2 separate regions of the Homo sapiens genome follow, and region 2 is linked to region 1. The links are chromatin loops, found by intact Hi-C in ENCODE. Cell type or tissue: CD4-positive, alpha-beta T cell. All regions are shown on one strand. Links, peaks and the distances in the headings refer to the core of each region. The heading gives the core; the rest is flanking DNA. Region 1 overlaps CUBN (cubilin). Region 2 has its middle 9.4 kb from the start of TMEM236.

Region 1 (8,000 bases), core at 1-8,000:
ATCATCACTAGCCATCAGAGAAATGCAAATCAAAACCACAATGAGATACCATCTCACACCAGTTAGAATGGTGATTGTTAAAAAGTCAGGAAACAACAGGTGCTGGAGAGGATGTGGAGAAATAGGAACGCTTTGACACTGTTGGTGGAACTGTAAACTAGTTCAACCATTGTGGAAGTCAGTGTGGTGATTCCTTAGGGATCTAGAACTAGAAATACCATTTGATCCAGCCATCCCATTACTGGGTATATACCCAAAGGATTATAAATCATGCTGCTATAAAGACACATGCACACGTATGTTTATTGCGGCACTATTCACAATAGCAAAGACTTGGAACCATCCCAAATGTCCAACAATGATAGACCGGATTAAGAAAATGTGGCACATACACACCATGGAATACTATGCAGCCATAAAAAATGATGAGGTCATGTCCTTTGTAGGGACATGGATGAAGCTAGAAACCATCATTCTCAGCAAACTATCGCAAGGACAAAAAACCAAACACCGCATATTCTCACTCATAGGTGGGAATTGAACAATCGGAACACATGGACACAGGAAGGGGAACATCACACACCGGGGCCTGTTGTGGGGTGGGGGAAGAGGGGAGGGGGGAGGGATAGCATTAGGAGATATACCTAATGTTAAATGACGAGTTAATGGGTGCAGCACACCAACATGGCACATGTATACATATGTAACAAACTTGCACATTGTGCGCATGTACCCTAAAACTTAAAGTATAATTAAAAAAAAGAAAATTATTTCATCATGGCTTCATTACTTCAAGTGTTTTGCAAATACTGGTGAAAAGGTCACTAGATGTGACTGCCATTCATCTTATAATTGTTACCTGCGGTGAGTCCTGAAGCTGTAAGTAATTCTGCGTGCAGTCTTGCGAGGTCAGCTGTAATGCCCACACAGTTATCTTGACCTGCTGATGCGGAGGGGAATCAATGACCCAAGTACAGATGGAAAATGGGACATCTGGGTCTGATGAATTGGGTGATGAAATATTTTGTGGGGTCCAAGTTGCATTGTATGTTCCACCACAAGGCACTGGAGAGGGAGGAAAAAGCAACACAGGAGACATTTTATTCATGTCTCATCTCAGGCAATCTTTGCAATTCTGTCTTCCCTGCCTCCCACCCCGGAGGAGCTATATTTTCATTACTCTATTAAGAATTCAGGGTTTATATCCTTGACTAAAGATTGTATCAAATTTGTACCACAGATTAAACATACAGTAATTAACATGGTGTTTAGCAATTGACATTGAGTTTAGATAGTAATTGACATTGAGTTTAGTAATTAACATTGAAATTTCGATATAATAAGCAGGGCATTCTTTTCAGTGCATAAATACATGTGTATTTCATAACATATAAAAATGCTTCTATTTACTCACTGTCCATGATGGTGTATGTAGCATTAAATCCTTCCCTCTCTAATGTTAAGTCACTGATGAATTGAACCGTAAGGAAGTTACCAGAAGAGATAAAAGGAGCAGGTACTGTGGAACCACAAAACGTTCCAGCCAAGTTCGCATTTTCACTATCCCCATCATATAACTGAGAAGAAAAACAATTCATTACTTCTCCATTACTTACAAAAAATTGCATATTTCACACTAAATTGGACGCGAAGTTGCAATAGGTCACGGTAAACATTTTTACATTGATTTTCTTAGAGGTAGTCTTAATTTAGGAACAGAATTATAATTGGATTGATTATATTATGACTTTCAGGAAAAACCTGTTATGACGCCTAACATTTTTTTCCTCTTTGGGAAATATATGATTTTTAAAAGAAGGTGTTATGAGAGTCCGCTCACCCACTGCTACTTTAACCTCTGCACCGACTCACACTATGGCCCCAACTGCTCTGATCTCTTGCCTAGATGATCACTGCAGCCTCCCATGAAGCCCCTGATTCTGCTCGTGTTCCTCTTTAGTGTATCCTCAAAATGTCATCGAGAGGATACTGTTAAAATGTAAGTCACACCATGTCACTGCTCTGCTGAAATCCTCCTAACTGCTTCCCATCCACTCAATCAAACAGCCAAAGGCATCACAATGGCTTTCTCTCCTCTCCCACCCCTGACCTTTCTAATCTAATTTCTTATTGTCTTCACTTTGTTCGATTCCGCTTCTTGAGCCAAACCAGGTGTGTTGCTGCTTCTTGGGTATGGCATTTGCTGTTCACTTTGCCTGGAATGCTCTTCCCTGTATATCCACATAGTTTGTCCTCGTGCATTTCTTCAGGTCTTTACTCACATATCCCCAACTCGGCCGGGCGTGGTGGTACACCCCTGTAATCCCATATACTTGGGAGGCTGAGGCAGGAGAATAACTTGAATCTAGGAGGTGGAGGTTACAGTGAGCTGAGATGGTGCCACTACACTCCAGCCTGGGTGACAGTGCAAGACTGTCTCAAAAAAAAAAAAAAAAAAAAGATATCCCCAACTCAATAAGGCCTTCCAGATGTAAACTCTCCCAACATTCCCATCTCCTTTCCTGCTTGATTTTTCTCCACAGCAACTGTTACCTTCTTCTATATACTACATATTTAGCTTTTTTTTTTTTTGAAATAAGGTCTCACGCTGTTGCCCAGGCTGGAGTGCAGTGCTGCAATCATAGCTCACTGCAACCTTGAACTTCTGGGCTCAAGTGATCCTCCCACCTCAGCCTCCCAAGTACCTGGGACTACAGGTGCATGCCACCATGCCTAGCTAATTAAAAAAAATTTTTAGAGATGGGGTCTTCCTATGTTGTCCAGGCTAAACTTGCTTATTTCATTGGCTTTCTCTCTGAAGACAATACAAGTTCCATGAATGTACAGATTTCTTTTCTGCTCACTGCCATGTTCCCAGTTTTTAGAAAAGTGTCTGCACGTGAGAGGCTCTCAATAAATATCTAATAAATAAATAAACAAGTGCTTTGATTCCTCTGTCCCACTAGCCCTCCCAAAACTGTTCTCCCAGAGCCATCTTTACCTCAATGTTTCAAGCCTACAACTTTAGTCATCTCTGATTCCTCTCTCTCTCTCTTCACTCCACAACTACTCCAATCTACCTTCAAAATATATCCCAGAGGGCTCCATCTCCAGGTGATCTCCATCGTCCTTCACCTGTTCCCACTGAAACATCTTCTTAATAGGCCTAATTCCGGAGCAGCCATAGTGTTCTCCACTGAACTGCCTGCATGTCTGCAAACTCCAATGAGGTGATGCTCCTGCTCTGTCTAAAATGCTTCGGCAGATCCCCATTGCACCTAAAGTAAAATTCCAGCTCCCTCCCACAGTCTGCAAGCCCCAGCTGCTCTGGCCTGTGCCTCCTTCCCAGGCTGCCCACACCTCACTGCTAGCTGCACTTCCTTCATCCCAGGAGGACTCCTGTCCACAGCCCTGTTCCTGCTGCTCTTCCTTCCTCAGGTGAAGCTGAACCCACACAGCTAAGGACTCCCTGTCATGGGCCCTCACCTGACATGTCACCTCCTCAGAGAAGCCAATGCTATTGAATGTTGCCCTCCCATAGCATCATCCTGTTTTATTTTCCTATTATAATCAAAACTGATCTTATTTATTGTTTATTTACTTTGTCCGGTCTCTTTCCCAACAAGGATGTAAGTCCCACGTGTGGGGAGACAGAGACTCTGTCTGACTTCTTCACTGTGGTGTCGCCAGCACCCAGAACAATTCCCAACCATGGCTCCCTTCTAGAAACATCCATCGAAATAGTGGGTGCTTGGATTTCCCTGAAACACATAACTAGAAAATGTTTTCTTCTGAGTAATCTCCATTGTACTTCTAAAATGAGTGTCTGTGTGTATCTAACTCCAAATATTCAATTCATAACAGAGCTATGTGTTCAAGGCCTCAGAACAGCCATGACCATGACCACTGACATTATTCTAAAGTGCTAGGATTATGTAAGACAGGAATGACTAAAACCAGTCATTGTAAAAGAAAAAGAAATGCACCACTAGATGGCACTGTCTTTCCAACTTAAACATGATTTTAGTTAATTCAGAATCAGATGAAACTCGAGTTTTCTAATCTTCACCCCTTTGTTTCATGGAAGAGCACATTTGCCAAGTTTTAGGTCATGCACTTTTTCTGGTAAACAAGTTAAAATTTCATGATAATCATTGCTGTCTTTATGATCACATTTATATTAGCAAGCATTTTTATTCTGGGACCTGTATGCCAGGCCTCTGTGCTAGATCCCAGGCATACAAGGACATGTAAAGCCCTTTCCAGATCTTCAAGACATAAGACCCCTTCATGAACAAAGGAGAGTAAAGGTCTACAAATTAAATATACAAATACATATATTTGTGTAATATGCACATACACTATGCATACACATAAATATATGTGTATATAAATTATATACAAAATAGAGAAAAATAAGTGCTACAATAAAATAATGGGAGTGTATCATGAGAACCCACGTGATGGAGACAGACATTTGGGTTGGCCCTTAAATGTAAGTAGAGACCTTCCAGACCTGCGGGGCGTGGTGGCTCATTCCTGTAATCCCAGCACTTTGGGAGGCCGAGGCAGGCGGATCGCCTGAGGTCAGGAGTTCGAGACCAGCCTGACCAAAATGGAGAAACCCCATCTCTATTAAAAATACGAAATTAGCCAGATGTGGTGGCGCAGGCCTGTAATCCCAGCTACTTGGGAGGCTGAGGCAGGAGAATTGCTTGAACCCGGGAGGCAGAGGTTGCAGTGAGCCAAGATCGCACCACTGCATTCCAGCCTGGGCGACAAGAGCGAAACTCTGTCCCCAAAAAAAAAAAAAAAGACCTTCCAGACCTACAAAACAGGAAGGGTATCCCAGCCAGACAGTAATAAATGCCAGGCCATGGAAGTGTGAAATGCATGGCACGTGTCAACAACTTCTGACCCCCTTCATTGGCCCTGGAGGCCAGGGTGAGAGAACAGGAGAAATGACGAAGTCCAACAAACAAAGCTGTGAAGTTCCATACATTTCATCCAAGGAGTCTGGATCTGATCCTACGTGATGTAAGATCAGATTTGGGTTTTAAATGGATAACTGGTAAATGTGAAGGAAGGTAGGAGGCAGAAGCCAGGGCTGGATGGAAGGAAATGACATACATACCTGGCCCCAAGCTGGTCTTGTGTTAGTTCATTCATTGCCACAGTAAGATTTCTCCTAAGTGAGTTGAAATAGCTTGTGGCCTCGGGATAACTGACATAGGAGGCTCTAAACTCCTCTGCCTCAAACCCAAGATCTCTATCTGCTCTCTTGTTCTCTGATAACACTAAACCTTCACTACAGACTTTTGCCAGGTTGCCCTACAATGCGTTGCAGGGGACGCCCTATCCAATGATGAGGAGGGGGAATCATATATAAACTGGGATATAAATGGTGCCTTTAGGATCTACACCATTATACGCAGCTACGGGCCACATTCTGGGAGCAAACATTTCCTGGCACAACTGCGATGGACCTGGAGCTTGAATTACGTTCTAAGTCTTGTGGATGTGGGTAAGTGCTGAGAAGAATGTTATATTTTCTCAACTTTTAGAAATCTGATCATTTTAGAATCTGCTAAAGATCCTGAAGGCATTGTACAAATAACTTAGTGGCAGGCAGGCTCTGCTACAACCACGGCAAAATCCCACATTTCACCCAGCTATTGACTTGAGCAGTTAGAAAAACTGGGAAAGAAAATTTTTGGATTTTAATTTCTATGAACTTTTAATGCACAAGGGCAATAGACTTTGATATTGGACTACAATTCTTTTCAAAGGTAATAATTTCATACATTAATATCCTTAGGACTTTATCTTTTAATATTTTCCTGGGAATTTGATCACAAGAGGATTTTGATATTCTTACTGGGAGCAGAATCTTAGAGTATCTTCATGAATTCTTTGATCTTATTGCAGAACCTCTGATGAGGTCTGCTGGGCAACATGCCAGGGCATAATTTAGTATGGGAAGAAGAATAGAGAGTGACTTTTCCAGTTTGGGGCTAAACTCTGACCCATTTCAGAATCTTCTGGAGAAAAAAGTTATACTAGTCCCAGATGTCTGGGAAAAAGCCACAAAGAAGCAATGATTAGAATCAGCTCTACAAGAGCAGGAGTTTTCCTAGTATTGTTTTCTAAAATCTCAATGTTCTTCTCTAGTTCTTGCAGCAATGTCTAGAATATAGTAGGTATGCTAATTAACACTGAACTGAATGAAAGAATGAATGAATAGTAGGTACGACCTCATGTGGATAGGAACGTGATGCCTTCCATAGACTGCTGATCCTCTCCCCAAAGATGGACAGCCCCTCCTCAGCTCCAGTGTCTGACACAGACTGAATGGTTAAGCCCGGTGCATTAAGTCAGACCTTCTCAATGAGGTCAATACCACCCCATAGGGAGTGTTTTGCACAAGTGTGGTGGTTTTTGGGTCATCACTATAATTTGGGCCTATAACTGGCATTTAGTAATTCACAGGACAGTTTTGCAAAGTGAAGATTTTTGTCCCACATAACTTTTGAATGTCCTGTCAGACATTTGTGTAAAAAAAAACTTGTTTATAATTATTTGATCCCAGAACCTAAGTCCATTTTATATATAAACACAAAAATATTTTTGCACAGTTTTGATATGCACCAAATTTCCAGAAATGCAATTATTGTGTAAGCTGAGGGAAGACTGTACTTTGTTTGGTTTAGAAATGTTTGTTTTGAGTTTTTCCACCATTCTGGAAACTTATCTTGCAGATGGTGATGCTGCTATTGGCATGCGGGTTGCAAATATAACCCACCCGTATTTGTTTACATTTATACTTTTTATTCACCACCATTCTACATATAAAAGGAATCTATTTTATTATGTGACTTTGTGTAGCAGTGTTAGAGTATTTACATATACGAAGACACACTATTTTATATACTTTCCTTTTATTTCTCCTTTTCATTGCCTTTGGGATAGTACAGTGATTTTCTGAAATTACATTATGGGTAGGTTATAGCATAGATGACATTCACTTCAGGTGGGAAAGGAAGGATTACAAAATATTGGCTATGAAAAGGGGCAGTGACACCTGTAATCCCAGCACTTTGGGAGGCCAAGGTAGGTGGATCACCTAAGGTCAGGAGTTCGAGACAAGCCTGGCCAACATGGTGAAACCCCGTCTCTACTAAAAATACAAAAATTAGCTGGGCATGGTGGTGCATGTCTGTAATCCCAGCAACTTGGGAGGCCGAGGCAGGAGAATCACTTGAATTCGGGAGGCAGAGGTTGCAGTAAGCCAATATCACACCATTGCACTCGAGCCTGGGTGACAAGATAGAAACTCTGTCTCAAAAAAAAAAAAAGAAAAGAAAAAGAAAAAGAAAAGGGGCACGGATGGGGTTGAGGAAAAACTGGGCAATGTTAGGATGAGGACCTCTCTCTGCTGGTTCCATACTTCCTGGCAGAAAAAGTCAGCTAGGTTCATGCTCCTCTCAGTTTCGTAAAGGATAACAAAAGGGAGTGAGTTTCTGTTCATTTTGTAAATTCCAGCTCAGCCATCACCCTCTAGAAAGCCTTTCCTAGCCAAAACAAAGCCAATCAGAGCCTCTTCTGCTCTGCCCTTCTATGTTGTTTCTATTTATGATTTTTGTCATGTTATGCAACACGTTATACAATGTGAAAAAAATGTCCGTTATTTAAATGTGTTTGGCCGGGCGTGGTGGCTCATGCCTGTAATCCCAGCACTTTGGGAGGCCGAGGCGGGCGGATCCCAAGGTCAGGACATCGAGACCATCTTGGCTAACACAGTGAAACTTCATCTCTACTAAAAATACAAAAAATTAGCTGGGTGTGGTGGCGGGCGCCTGTAGTCCCAGCTACTCAGGAGGCTGAGGCAGGAGAATGGCGTGAACCCGGGAGACAGAGCCTGCAGTGAGCCGAGATAGCACCACTGCAGTCCAGCCTGGGCAAGACAGCACCACTGCAGTCCAGCCTGGGCAAAACAGCAA
Region 2 (13,271 bases), core at 2,416-10,415, 900 kb after region 1:
TGCTCTTATCTTGTCCTTACTATGGGACAGGCACCAGTCTAAGTGCTTTTCAAATAACTCATTGAAACTAGGATGATACTAATAACCCCCTGCCATAGGTGAGGAGACTGAGGCACAGAGAGATTAATTATTTGCCCAAGTTCATCCAGCAGGTGGCATAGCTGGGGTACAAACCTAGGCAACCTTTGTGCTTGTGTCCGCCATGGTGTGCTGTCTCCCATCTTGTCACTGAACAATTGATTCAGTCTCTGCTGTGTGGGAAGCCCCTCCTGAGAATGCTGGAGGCCACAGGGGAGAATGAATCAGGTCCTTGTTCTCCAGGGTCTTGCACTAATGGAGAATTTTGTATTTTTCTCTCTCCATGTGTGTGTGCGTGTCCCACAGGAGGACTCCAGATTAAGCATTTGCATGTAAGAATGTCTCATTAGAATGTGGAAGTCTACATTAAGTGTAGGTTAAAGAATTGGTTCCAGGTTTTTAGTTTGCTTATTTAAGATTGTTTAAATAAACCTTAGCGTTCTAACCTGATGGTAGTAAACTAGGTCAGACTTCTGCGGGGAACTATAGAGACATACTTGGTCCAAAGTTCTACCTATTCAATACCTAAGATTAATAAAATTGTGTATAGAAATTTAAGTAGTTATGCTGAATCACATCCCTTAAAAATGGTTTTTGTCAACCCTAATCCCCTTCATGTGTGTAAATTTAAGCTTCTCGCAGAAAATAATGGAATCTTTATTATCTGCTATTACACCAGGAGCAATCATTTTTGCAATATTCACTTTATAAATGTTGAGTGGGTGGCCAGTTCCACTTCACCGTATGCAAGCTGGGTCTCCAGAGCCCTGGAGAATCACACTCAGGAGCTTCAGGGGACAGGCTTTTCTGAAAGAACTACTTACTGAAGGCCAAGGGAACAGACACCCTCAACTGTCACCACCCTGGGCCCAAAGGAGCAAGCGTTCAGCGGCAAGTGTGTACAGTGATTGCTGGGCCTAGGAGGAGGGATGGACTGACAGAGCTGAAACTGGCACAGTGAGTGGGAAAGAGGGACAAGGGAATCAACACCCTCGCTTCTCCTGCTGCCCTTTGGCCTCCTGCCAGTCCTCTCACTGGCCAAACCCAACTCGAATACAGAGTGATGGGGAAATATTGAGGACAGGGAGAGAAGTGGAGGAGAGCCAGCATGCTGGAGACATACTCAATTGAAGCAGGCATTGTCTAGCTCACCACCTGCAAAAACATTAAATTTTTCCTCTGGCAGTTATATTACCATGCCTATTATTTTATGAAAACCCAAAACATGTTCTAGGTTCTTTCGAGTTAATTTGCTGTGTACATTGCTAAGAATTTACATAAAGTACTGAATTTAAATTATCAGTAGGTGGCGCTGCTGAGATTGACTCTTGAAAAATCCAAATTAGCCATTTAACGGAAGATGATCTAGACTTCAGACAGATTATTTGGGAAAAAACATAACGCTGCAGGACAGTTCATTTATGATTCACTGTTTTCTCATGACATCTGGAATGCACCGATTTTTACAATTTTATTTCCTTAATATGTGGACCATTCTGGGTTTTCTCAACAATTAAAGAGCAGGGGCTGATGTTTCTCCGCAGAATTAGAAGGATGGTCATGCTATAGGCCGTATGCTAGACAAGGGGTAGCTGTTGCCTTTATGTCTTAATTTTCTGTTAGAGATTCACATAATGAATTATAATGTGGATCAAGATTTTTAAAATGGTTCAATTTGAATTTTCCGGAGAAGAGAATTAGATGCAGGGAACTTCAGAGCCACGTCTTCTGAAAGCATCAGAAGTGAGCCCCTGAGGGGCCATTTTCCTAGCAACCCTCAAGAAATAGAGTACTGCAGGCCTTTACCAATAGAAATAGGCCCATAAAAATCCGGGAGTTGTGAAATGTTTAACCTGACATATGGATTTTAAAGATGCCCAAGTCCTCTATTTTCCAAACGACATCAGAGGGGTACTTGGTAAAATACAGATTCCCAGGCCTTTTGCCTGCAGATTCTGATTGAGTCAATCTGGGATGGGACTGGAAAGCTATAATTAGCAGGTGCCTCCCCACCCCCGCAGGAGTCCTTAGGTCACACTAGTTTGGGAAACACTGATACTATGCAGCCTCCTCCTTTCCAACAAGTGTCTTCACCTACTTGGTGTAAAGCTTCACAGACATTCTGAGGTCACAATTACCTTTGAAAATTGAGGAAAGCTAGGGACCCTTTCACTAGAAAAATACTCCTGCCCAGAGGTTTACGTATAATTTCAGGTGTTTCAGGGACCCTTTAGAACTCTTTTTTTTTTTTTTTCAGACGGACTCTCGCTGTATCACCCAGGCTGGAGTGCAGTGACACGATCTCGGCTCACTGCAACCTCTGCCTCCTAGGTTCAAGAGATTCTCCTGCCTCAGCCTCCTGAGTAGCTGGGATTATAGGTGCCCACCACCATGCCTTGATATTTTTTTTTTTTTTTGTAATTTTAGTAAAGATGGAGTTTTGCCGTGTTGGCCAGGGTGGTCTCAAACTCCTGACCTCAGGTGATCTGCCCGCCTCCCAAAGTGCTGGGATTACAGGCATGAGCCACCACACCCGGCCTAGAACTCTTTTCTGTAGCCTTTCTTATGAACCTCTATCCTAGAGTTGGTTTAAAACTCTCCAGCCTAGATTTCAAGGCTTCCCCTAATCTTGCCCCATCCTACCAGTTGAGCCTCTTGTCTCATTATTCCCATGATAGCCAGGAGCTGTGAAGAGGAACCAGTTATATTCCAAGTCAAAATCAAAGGAACCTCTGTGCTTTCCTTTAAGCATATACGAGTCCTTTGCAATAGAGTGGAGTCTGTTAAGGAAACACACTAGGCAGGATTTTGTAGATTGTGGTCATTGGCATCTTCCAGGGAGAAAAAAGATGATAAAAGTCACTGGTGATCTGCCAAGGCAGACGTTTCACTTCGCTTTCTTCTCTTCCCAAGGACACAGTGTCTGATTTGTAGAGCATCATTTTGGGCCCTGTCATGGCACAGCAGAAGTCATTCTTACAACCCCCTGGTGAGCCACAGGGGCTTACTTCAGACTCCACCAGAGTCTTGCTGAAATATCTGTTAGCATCAGTAGGCTTGGATCCTACCAGCAATTAGAGTTGTCCAGTCACTCAAAAAAATTTTTGTTTTTTTAAAAGAGACAGGGTCTTGCCATGTTGCCCAGGCTGGTCTTGAACTCCTAGGCTCAAGTGATCCTCCCACCTCAGCCTCTTAAGTAGCTGAGCCTATAGGGGCACACCACCATACCCGGCTCCCAGTCATCCAAATATTTTAAATTATTGAGACTAGTAGGTTTATTACTAGCCTGAATCAATCCATCAACAGTCTGATGCTGGCCTTGTACTGTAAGTCCAAAGTATTATTGTTATTACAGAGGAGGGTCATATAGATTAATTTAAATACCTTAAGTCAGATCATACATAAATGTTGAAAATAGAAGTCATACCTGGGCCACTACCTCTTTGGTGGTGATTTAAACCATTACATTTTGTTTACTTCTGTACTTACGATGATGACTAGGTGTTTACATTAAATTGGCTTATCCATGCTTAAATAATATAGGAACAAAAAATATACTCAAATGGCAAGATACAGTTTTAAAAAATATACATGCAAACAGTTTAAAAGTGTAACTAATTGTTGGTATGTATGATGTTTTCATTTAATTCCCATTGTTTCATTTTAACAATGATATAAAGGTCAAAATAGAATTTAGCAGATGTTTAACCACTAGAAGGATCTAACATTGAGTAAGTGGACAGAAAACAGTTAACTGAGCAGGCTGGACTGCTGTCTTTTGAAAGGCCTGTTTACAAAGTTGGCCCTTGGCTGGCGTCTGGGAACTTAAATTTCGGGAGGGTTCCCACAATTCCCAGAATTGATAAGAGTGGCTCACTGTGCCTAAATGATTTGCGTCAATGATGTGGTTTATGCTGAACACCTGCTTGCCTTCTGGGAGTCTGGAAGTTTGGTGGGTTCCAGGCAGAATGTGCCTTGGCGACCAGCGCCCCGTAAAAACCATGGGCACCGAGTCACTGAGGAGCTTTCCTGGTGGCAACATTTCATGTGTTGTCATGGCCCATTGCTGCGGGAACTCAACAGGTCCTGTTTGACTCAACTGGGAGAGGACTTGTGCAAACTGGTACCCTGTTTCCCATGGACTTCATCACCTGTGCCATTTCCCTTTGCTGATTTTCCTTCAAGTTCTTTCAGTGTAAAAAATCATAGCCCTGAGTACAATCATATCTGACTCCTGTGATTCCTACACATTTATTGAAACGGGTGGTGGTCTTGGGATTCCCCCAACACAAGATACTGTCACCACCTTTAAGGAAGTAAAATGAATAAGAGAAATATGCATGTGAAACTATAGCACAAGGTTAGAATGTAAGTATGATAAGAAGAAATAGGGACCAATACTGCTTGCAGCTGGGTAATTAGATCTGGTCTTTGGTTATCTCAGTGTTTTGTAGCAAATTTAGTGTATTTCCATTAGGACCTTTGAAAGAATCCAGCTAGACTAGTGTTGAATGAAATTTATGGGAGGCCATTATTTTGATCTAGGCTCCCAGCAGATCAGACTAAACCCAAATGCAGTCACCAGTTGAAAGTTGAAAGTGCCATGTCATCAAATTGAACTTTGAGAAGTTTTCCAAACACCTGGAGATTTATAGCAGCCAATCAGAAGGGGCCCAGTGTACCTGAGCCAACATGCTAAGGAGGCCCCCTCTGATGTAAACTTATAAAGTAATTATTAAAAGACCATATCTGCTATTCGTTTCTTATTTCTGCTCTCTTCAGCCCTTTTCTGTCTATACAGCCAGTCTCTTCTGCTCTACTCGTCAAGGTTTTTATACTATTTTATAGAATGAGATGCTGTCCTGATTCATGAATTGCAATAAATGTCTGCTCAATTTTTAAATGAATTTTATTGTAATTTATTTTTTTTTGAGACGGGATCTCACTCTATTGCCCAGACTGGAATACAGTGGCATGATCATAGTTCACTGCAGCCTTGACCTCCTGGGCTTAATCAATCCTCCCACCTCAGCATCCTGAGTAGCTGGGCTACAGGCGTGTACCACCACGTGTGGCCAGTTTTTGATATTCTGTGGAGATGGAGTCTCACCATGTTGCCCAGGCTGGTCTTGAACTCGTGTGCTCAACCTGGAGGTTCAGGTAAAATTTCCTGAATAACAACTGGCCCATTCTCTGTGCTTAAACTATTAAAAAACAAACAAACAAACAAACAAAATTAGACTCATGCCTATAGTCCTAGCATTTTGGGAGGTTGAGGTGGGAGCATCACTTGAAGATAGGAGTTTGAGACCAGCCTGGGCAATATGGCGAGACCCTGTATCTACTAAATAAAAATTAGGCAGGAGGTGGCTAAGGTGGTGATATGCACCACCTAAGTCCCAGTTACTTAAGAGGCTGAGGTGGGAGGATGACTTGAGCCCAGGATTTCAAGGCTGCAGTGAGCTAGGATTGCACTACTACACTCCAGCCTGGCAACAGAGTGAGACCTTGTCTCAAAAAAAAATTGGTGCCCAGTCACGGTGGCTCACATCTGTAATCCCAGCACTTAGGGAGGGTGAGGCAGGCAGATCACCTGAGGTCAAGAGTTCAAGACCAGACTGGCTAACATGGTGAGACCCTGTTTCTATTAAAAATACAAAAAAATTAGCCGGGCATGGTGGCGGGCGCCTGTAATCCCAGCTACTTGGGAGGCTGAGGCAGGAGAATTGCTTGAACCCAGGAGGCGGAGGTTGCAGTGAGCCCAGACCGTACCATTGCACTCTAGCCTGGGCAAGAAAAACGAAACTCCGTCTCAAGGAAAAAAAATTGGTAAAAATTCCTGCTGTCAAGAAACTTACATTTCAGTTTGAGGGAGACAGGCAAGTAACATAAAAGTAAAATATTATGTTAGATAGTGTTACATGATAAAAATGAGGCAGAAAGAGGGATAGGAAGCTGGGGGAGTTGATGAAATTTTAGATAAATTATCTCATGAGAAGATGTCACTTAAGACCTGAAGAACGGGAGGCGGTTGGCTTTTTGGATATCTCTGGGGAGTTTTCCAGGCCAAGAGAATAACAGGGCAAAGTCTAACAGAAGCCTTTATGCTTGGTGTGTTTGAAGAATATTGAGGAGGACAAGGAGAGAGGAAATTTAGTCAGAGAGAGAGGTGGTAGGGGAGAGATCGTGGAAGGCCTGGAAAATTATGGTGAAGCCTAGGGCTTTGATCTAAGTGGCTTTTGAGATGAGCTCTGACGTACCTCACTAAATATCAAACTAAATGAGCCAAATTTACATAGTTCAAGATGGCGTATGATCCTCCACAAGACTCACAACTTAATAGCCTAAATTTTAAAAAGGAATAATTAAGGTTGGAAGATTTCAAGCCTATAATATCTTTTAAAATATCAACTCAAGGCCAGGCACATTGGCTCACACCTGCAATCCCAGCACTTTGGGAGGCCGAGGCAGGCAGATCACTTGAGGTCAGGAGTTTGAGACCAGCCTGGCCAACATGGTGAAACCCCGTCTCTACTAAAAATACAAAATTAGTCGGGCATGGTGGTGCATGCCTATAATCCCAGCTATTCGGGAGGTTGAGGCAGGAGAATCGCTTGAACCCCGGAGTTAGAGGTTGCAGTCAGCCGAGATCGCGCCACCGCACTCCAGTCTGGACAACAGAGTGAAACCGTGTCCCAAAAAAATACATACGTATATGTGGGTATCAACTCAAAAATTGTGATGAAAACAGAACAAAACCAAACCTGCGCCACCCAGTGGAGTAAGGAAGCACTGCATACAGGCAGATCACTCAGAATTTTTTTTTTTTTTTTTTCTTGAGACGGATTTTTGCTCTTTTTGCCCAGGCTGGAGTGCAATGGCGCGATCTTGGCTCACCACTCCCGACCTCAGGTGATCCGCCCGCCTTGGCCTCCCAAAATGCTGGAATTACAGGCATGAGCCACCGCACCCGGCTAGAAATTTTAACTTTTATCTACAGTGATCACATTAACTGCACAATTATCATTTTTGCTTACTTTGTGAATATATGGTGGGCAGGACTACTAATAGTTATTTTAAGATATTTTAAGTTACGTACGGAAGAATTGGAGAGTTGCAAACTTATTAAGTCCTCAACAGTGAAGATGTGGGAAATTTAGTTTAAAGCATCCTTGTGAACTTTGGGATGAATTTATGCTAATTGATTAGGCCTGAACCTACATTTTTGTCTGTTTAAATTTGTTACTCTGGAATACCAAAAGGCTAACTTGTTTTAGTCCCTTGAAAAATAAAATTTGAGAATTGTTGCAAACAGTGAAGGGACTTCCTTTTTTCCTTTAATACAGTTTTTTAAAAATTTCTAGCTCATTTACACATTACCACACACACAATTTGTGTGATGACTACATAGTGGAGTCGGAAATTTTAATTCACTTTCTTTCCCTTTTAAGATCTGGGAAATTTTAATGGAATGACATTTTAAGGGAGCATAATTTTTTTTTTAAGTAAGGATTTCCTATACATTTTGTTAATTTCAAGAACAGAGTCGGCCAGGCGTGGTGGCTCACACCTGTAATCCCAGCACTTTGGGAGGCCCAGGAGGGCAGATCACAAGGTCAGGAGATCGAGACCATCCTGGCTAACACGGTGAAACCCCGTCTCTACTAAAAATACAAAAATTTAGCTGGGCTTGGTGGTGGGCACCTGTAGTCCCAGCTACTCAGGAGGCTGAGGCAGGAGAATGGCCTGAACCCAGGAAGCGGAGCTTGCAGTGAGCTGAGATTGCGCCACTGCACTCCAGCCTGGGTGACACAGCGAGACTCCGTCTCAAGAAACAAAAACAAAAACAAAAAAAAAAACAACAATAGAGTCACCAGTTATAAAAGGGCCACAAAAGTGAATACACTGTCACCTTTGCTTTTACAAAGTTGCTTATTTGATAGCCAAACAGATGAAATAATACTTTTTCCTATAGTATATATTTAGCATAATCTGGACTATGATAGCATGAAATTGGTCAAGGGGGCTTATATCAGATAGTAATATCATCTTACTAAATTCTCTTCAAGTGATTGATTGGTCATGCCTGCGTGCGATGATCAGCAACTCTGGAAATTTCAAATAATCAGTAAACCAGGCCCCGGAACCTACTTTCACTTCTTCCCTAGGCTCTATGTACATTCAGCTCCATCCCAAGAGCAGTTTCACTGCCACTAGCTCCTGTCTTTTTGCACATCATAAGATCACAGGAAACAAACCACGGATATGCCAGAACATTCCTGGCAGTTTGTACATTGTGTTTCACAGACCCTACACTGAAAACAATGAGCAAACCTTGAGATTACAAATGATCTTCCTAACAATTTTAGAGACTCGATTTTTGACTTCCTGCCTGCAGGAAGGAAATGACAGTTGGAAGTGTGGAGAACAGGTGTTCCCCTGCACAGAATGATATCTTCTGCTTACTAAAATAAAAAACACTGCATCAACACTCCTACATGGAAGTGAACTCTAACCACAAGGCTCAGTCTTTTCACCACGGATCCAGCTTCAGAAACCCAAATCTGTTTCCTACCAGGAAGCTGTTAAACCCAGCATTAAAGAGCAAAGTAAGGCGCAGAGTTCCTCGAATCAGTACTGGGTTAATCCAAGTAAAGAATCTGGGTGGTTTGAAAATGTCCCCTTCCATGTCTTTCCAGTTACCACAGTACAACTGCATGGCACACTTATCAGAGGACTTAGAAGGGCAGGAATCAGGATTGGAGTAAACGGGTCCCAGCTGAAGGGTAGGTAGGTGATCTTAAACCCTCTTTCATCTCCCGTTGTCTTTGTCTCCAAGTCAGGGGTCTGGGATTATTTCCTCCCAGTAGCTTAGTGTTGGCATAATAGCTTTCTTTTTCTTTGCCAAGGTCGCTAGTTGCTCTATCCCTCATGAAGGAACCTTCGCTGCTTCATAATCCTTTCTGTGAAACTCAGGCAAATGACACCTTAAAAGGGCTGAAGACTCTGACATAATTGAAGGCCATGCCTCGGGTCAGAGAAATACCAGACAGTCCTCTCCAGTCTCCTTCATTAATGGTGCAAACCCATTAGGGCGTGTGCATTTTCTGAGGGCCCACAGATTGGAGAAGGCTGGGGAAATATTGTAGCACTCCCATCTATGAAGCCGTGGTGAATGCTTGAAAAGGGTCATAGTCTTTTTCAACAGGCATCACGAGATTAATCAGTTCTGCAATCCACAGCGACTTTGTCTTTTCTCTTTTACCTTGAGACCCCAAGGAGCCATGCTGTGGAGAAAGAGATCTGGTAGCTTTATTTGGAGCCAAGCATTGCAAGGGTAAGGAGGAGCGAGCGAGGAAATTGAAGCCTGTAGACTGAGTGAGTAGATTGAATTGAGACTCATAGAACATGATTTCTCCTTCTGAAATGTCAGCGTGGGAGACAGCTCACTCTCCCTTGGAATAAAAAAAGAGTTAACCATGATCAAATCCCTTCACATTCCTTCTGCTGCCTACTTCTGTCTATTTTTTTTTCTCTGCCGTATTCTTATTTCTTTAATTTTTTTTTCTAATTTTTATTCCTAACTCACCACTTCTCTCTCTCTTTTTGAGTTGGAAGGAGGACGGGGTCTCTGTTGCCCAGGTTTGGAGTGCAGTGGCGCAATCATAGCTCAACCTCCTGGGCTCAAGCGATGCTTCCTCTTCAGTCTCCTGAGTAGCTGGGACTACAGGCACACACCTCCATGCCCAGATAATTTTTGTATTTTTCATAGAGATGGGGTTTTGCCATGTTGTCCAGGTTGGTCTTGAACTCCTGGGCTCAAGCAATCTGCCCACCTCAGCCTCCCAAAGTGCTGGGATTACAGGCATGAGCCACTATGCCTGGCCGTCTCCACTTCTCTTATACTTCTCTTGTGCATTCCTTTTTTCCAGGAATACATATTAAGGGACCGTTGTGTGCTTGGCACTGTGCTGAGAAATGAGGATGCACAGATGAAAAGCAGATGCTCTCTGCCTTCCAGGAGCTCACGGTTTTGTGAGGGACCCAGTGTGTAAATGAATGGTATAAGAACATTTTATCATTTGTGCTACCCTACAAGTATCCAAAAGATGTTTTGAGCCTGGGCACAGTGACTCACGCCTGTAATCCCAGCACTTTGGGAGGCTGAGGCGGGTGGATCACTTGAGGTCAGGAGCTCGAGACCAGCCTAGCCAACATGGCGAAACCCCATCTCTACTAAAATACAAAAATTAGCTGGGCATAGTGACTGATGCCTATAATCTCAGCTACTCTGGAGGCTGAGGCAGGAGAATCGCTTGAGCCTGGGAGGCGGAGGTTGCAGTGAGCCGAGATTGCGCCACTACACTTCAGCCCAGGTGACGGAGCAAGACTCTGTCTCAAAAAAAAAAAAAAAAGGTGTTTTGAGAAAGGAGGGATGACTTAATTCCGCTTGGAAAAGCAGAGTAAGAAAAGGTTGCACAGAGGAGCAGGAGAGAAAACAAGGGTCTGTAGAAGGATGAAGCTTCCCTTTTCAGCCTTTTCCTATGAAAGCAGGAGAGGATGATCCAATTCCACCCAAAGGCCCAGCCAGAAAACAGTGGTTCAAACCTGTCTCCTGTCTTCTGCTTGCCTCTTGACTATTTCGCTGCTCTTAGGTACTACCGTTAAAAGGATAATTGAAGTGCAGTTTGATTATTTGGCTTCTATAAAGTAAGGGAAATCAAATTGGTGGAGGATAGATTTTAAAAAAAAGCACAAAATTGTTATTGAACTCCCTCCACCCCACTTCACCCATGCTCTAGGGACAGCCCTGTGAACAGTTTGACAAGTATCTTCCTGGATTTTAAAATTTACGTAGAAACCTACAACTACAATATTTGAAATCAAAAAGATTGTACCACTGATGTTGTTAGACATAGTATCTGTATCTTGCTTCTCTGTCCCACCCTCTTCCCTATCTTACTACATCATGAACATTCTTAGAACTATTTTTCCTTGAAAAAAATCATTATTATTTTTAGAGGCAGGGTTTCCCTCTGTTACCACAGGCTAGAATGTATTTGCTGTTCACAGGTGCAATCAAAGTGCACTGCAGCCTCGAACCCCTGGGCTCAAGCAATCCTCCCACCTCAGCCTCCCTAATAGCTGGGACTATAGGTGCATGCCACAATGCCTGGCTAAATTTTTAATTTTTTTTTTTTTTTTTTTGGTAAAGACAGGGTCTTGCCATGTTGCCCAGGCTTGTCTGAGACTCTTGGCCTCAAGCAATCCTCTCACCTTGGCCTCCCAAAATACTGGGATTGCAGTATTTCACTGCACCCAGCCAGAACAATTTTTCAAAGGAAATATTATTACACTATACAGAGAAAATTGCTGTAGCAATATACAGCTACCGCTTTGAGTCAACAGAAAGACTGATACAAAGCTTACCTCCTCTGAGAAGGCTTCTCTGATAAACTGTGAGTTTTTTCCATCCTTTCCCCTGTATTTTCTGGTAATTTTCCATGGGGTTTCTGAATGGTATTTGGCCTCTGCTCATAAACACACTCCTTTGTCTTATTCTCAAGCCCTTTCTCTAGCAAAGAAGAAAGACCACCTTTTGTAAGGGCACATGTGAGCTGGAAAGTTCAACAACTCAGACACCTGTAAAGACTGGTCTTTCTTGGCATGCTTGCTTCTCCCTGTTGATCTGTCCTAGCCTTCTCACTCCCAGGTTCCTTGCTCAACTCACTCTTCTATTCCCTCCCCGCCTGGCTTCTATTTGTTCATTCATCAGATAGAATTGACAACATGCCAGGAGTGGAGGTTCCAGCCCGTAGAGTTTGGCTTGCTCTAATTCTGACTCAAACTCATGACCTTCTTTAGCTCCACTTACCAAATTCTCCCCATGTTTCTGAGTTCAAATTCCTAAGGGTGAGAATCCGATTGACCTGGTTTGTGCCAGGCTACACATAGATGGCTGGACACTCTATGGCCCAGGACCCATTCATTCAAGAAGATGTGGCTGAAGAAGGGAGATGGACTGTGGGCAGGTCACCCTTCCCAGTCCTAACTCGCCCAGAGTACTTACTCCACCAGTGTCCTCGGGTCTTTGCGGGGCACTTGTGTTATCTCCCTAAGCAGAACGTGAGTTAACAGGGACTGCCGTGATCTGCACGCAGGAAGTGTTCAAAGGACAATGCGAACACATGCAACTGTTTCTTTACATGGAGTTGGACTTGTGGCAGGCAGAAAGTGAGAATCACAGCCTTCCTCCTAAAGAAACCACAGCCAGTGACCAGGGCATTCCAGGAGGTAGAAAACACTGGTCACAGGTCACGTCACATGAGTGCTAACACTCATGGGGTAATCTTGTAAAGGTGACCGGAAGCAGTGGCTCACACCTGTAATCCCAGCACTTTGGGAGGCCGAGGTGGGTGGATCACTTGAGGCCAGGAGTTCGAGACCACCCTGGCCAATAGGATGAAACCTCGTCTCTACTAAAAATACAAAAATTAGCCAGGTGTGGTGATGGGTGCTTGTAATCCCAGCTATTAGGGAGGCTGAGGCAGGAGAATCGTTTGAACCCAGGAGACAGAGGTTGCAGTGAGCTGAGATTGCACCACTGCACTCCAACCTGGGAGACAGAGCGAGACTCTGTCTCAAAAAATTAAAAAAATAAAGGTGGAGGAAGATTATGAATCAGAGGAATGTTACAGGCGGGAAATAGAAAGCTAGTGCCAGTTTTAAATTCTCATAAATGGAAATAAAAATTGAGCATTCAAAATGGAATTTTAGGCCTGGGTAAGAGACTTCTTTCTCCAGAGTCAAGCTATTCAATAACTCTCTTCAAATGCTCAATAATTCTTATTCATACACAAAATTTGTAGCAGAAATTATGATTCAACAGAGTGCTAGTGACTCAAGATGGACTGTTAGGAGGTTAAAATATAATTCATATCCAGTATCATTTAAATAGGCATTTTCATCAGGGATGATACTGACAATTGATGTCAGTGATAAGTTATTAGAAGTAGTTGACAACTGGGTGCAGTGGCTCACACCTGTAATCCCAGCACTTTGGAGGCCGAGGTGGGTGGATCACCTGAGGTCAGGAGTTCGAGACCAGCCTGGGCAACATAGCAAAACCCTGTCTCTACTAAAAATACAAAAATTAGCCGGGCATGCTGGCGCATGTCTGTAGTCCCAGGTAC

What was found. Peaks named below come from ENCODE experiments on the same cell type or tissue, not always from the same donor. Only the 100,000 strongest peaks of a DNase experiment are listed, where the experiment ranks them.
Region 2: a loop joins it to region 1, with 3 times the contacts of the local background. A loop is called at or near these places in 5 of 110 quality-filtered maps.

The regions. Positions count from the first base shown.
Region 1 is chr10:16,839,471-16,847,470 of GRCh38, forward strand. It overlaps CUBN (cubilin), which reads right to left. Exons shown (of 67, transcript NM_001081.4): 61 at 1,415-1,577; 62 at 860-1,065. Among named protein-coding and RNA genes, the nearest start is that of RSU1, 26 kb to the left of the region's middle. In CD4-positive, alpha-beta T cell, for the core only: CTCF peaks have their summits at 3,996 (motif pointing right) and 4,197; a DNase peak (open chromatin) is centred at 3,991.
Region 2 is chr10:17,736,190-17,749,460 of GRCh38, forward strand. No RefSeq gene overlaps it. Among named protein-coding and RNA genes, the nearest start is that of TMEM236, 9.4 kb to the right of the region's middle. In CD4-positive, alpha-beta T cell, for the core only: CTCF peaks have their summits at 6,848 (motif pointing left) and 7,049; a DNase peak (open chromatin) is centred at 6,842.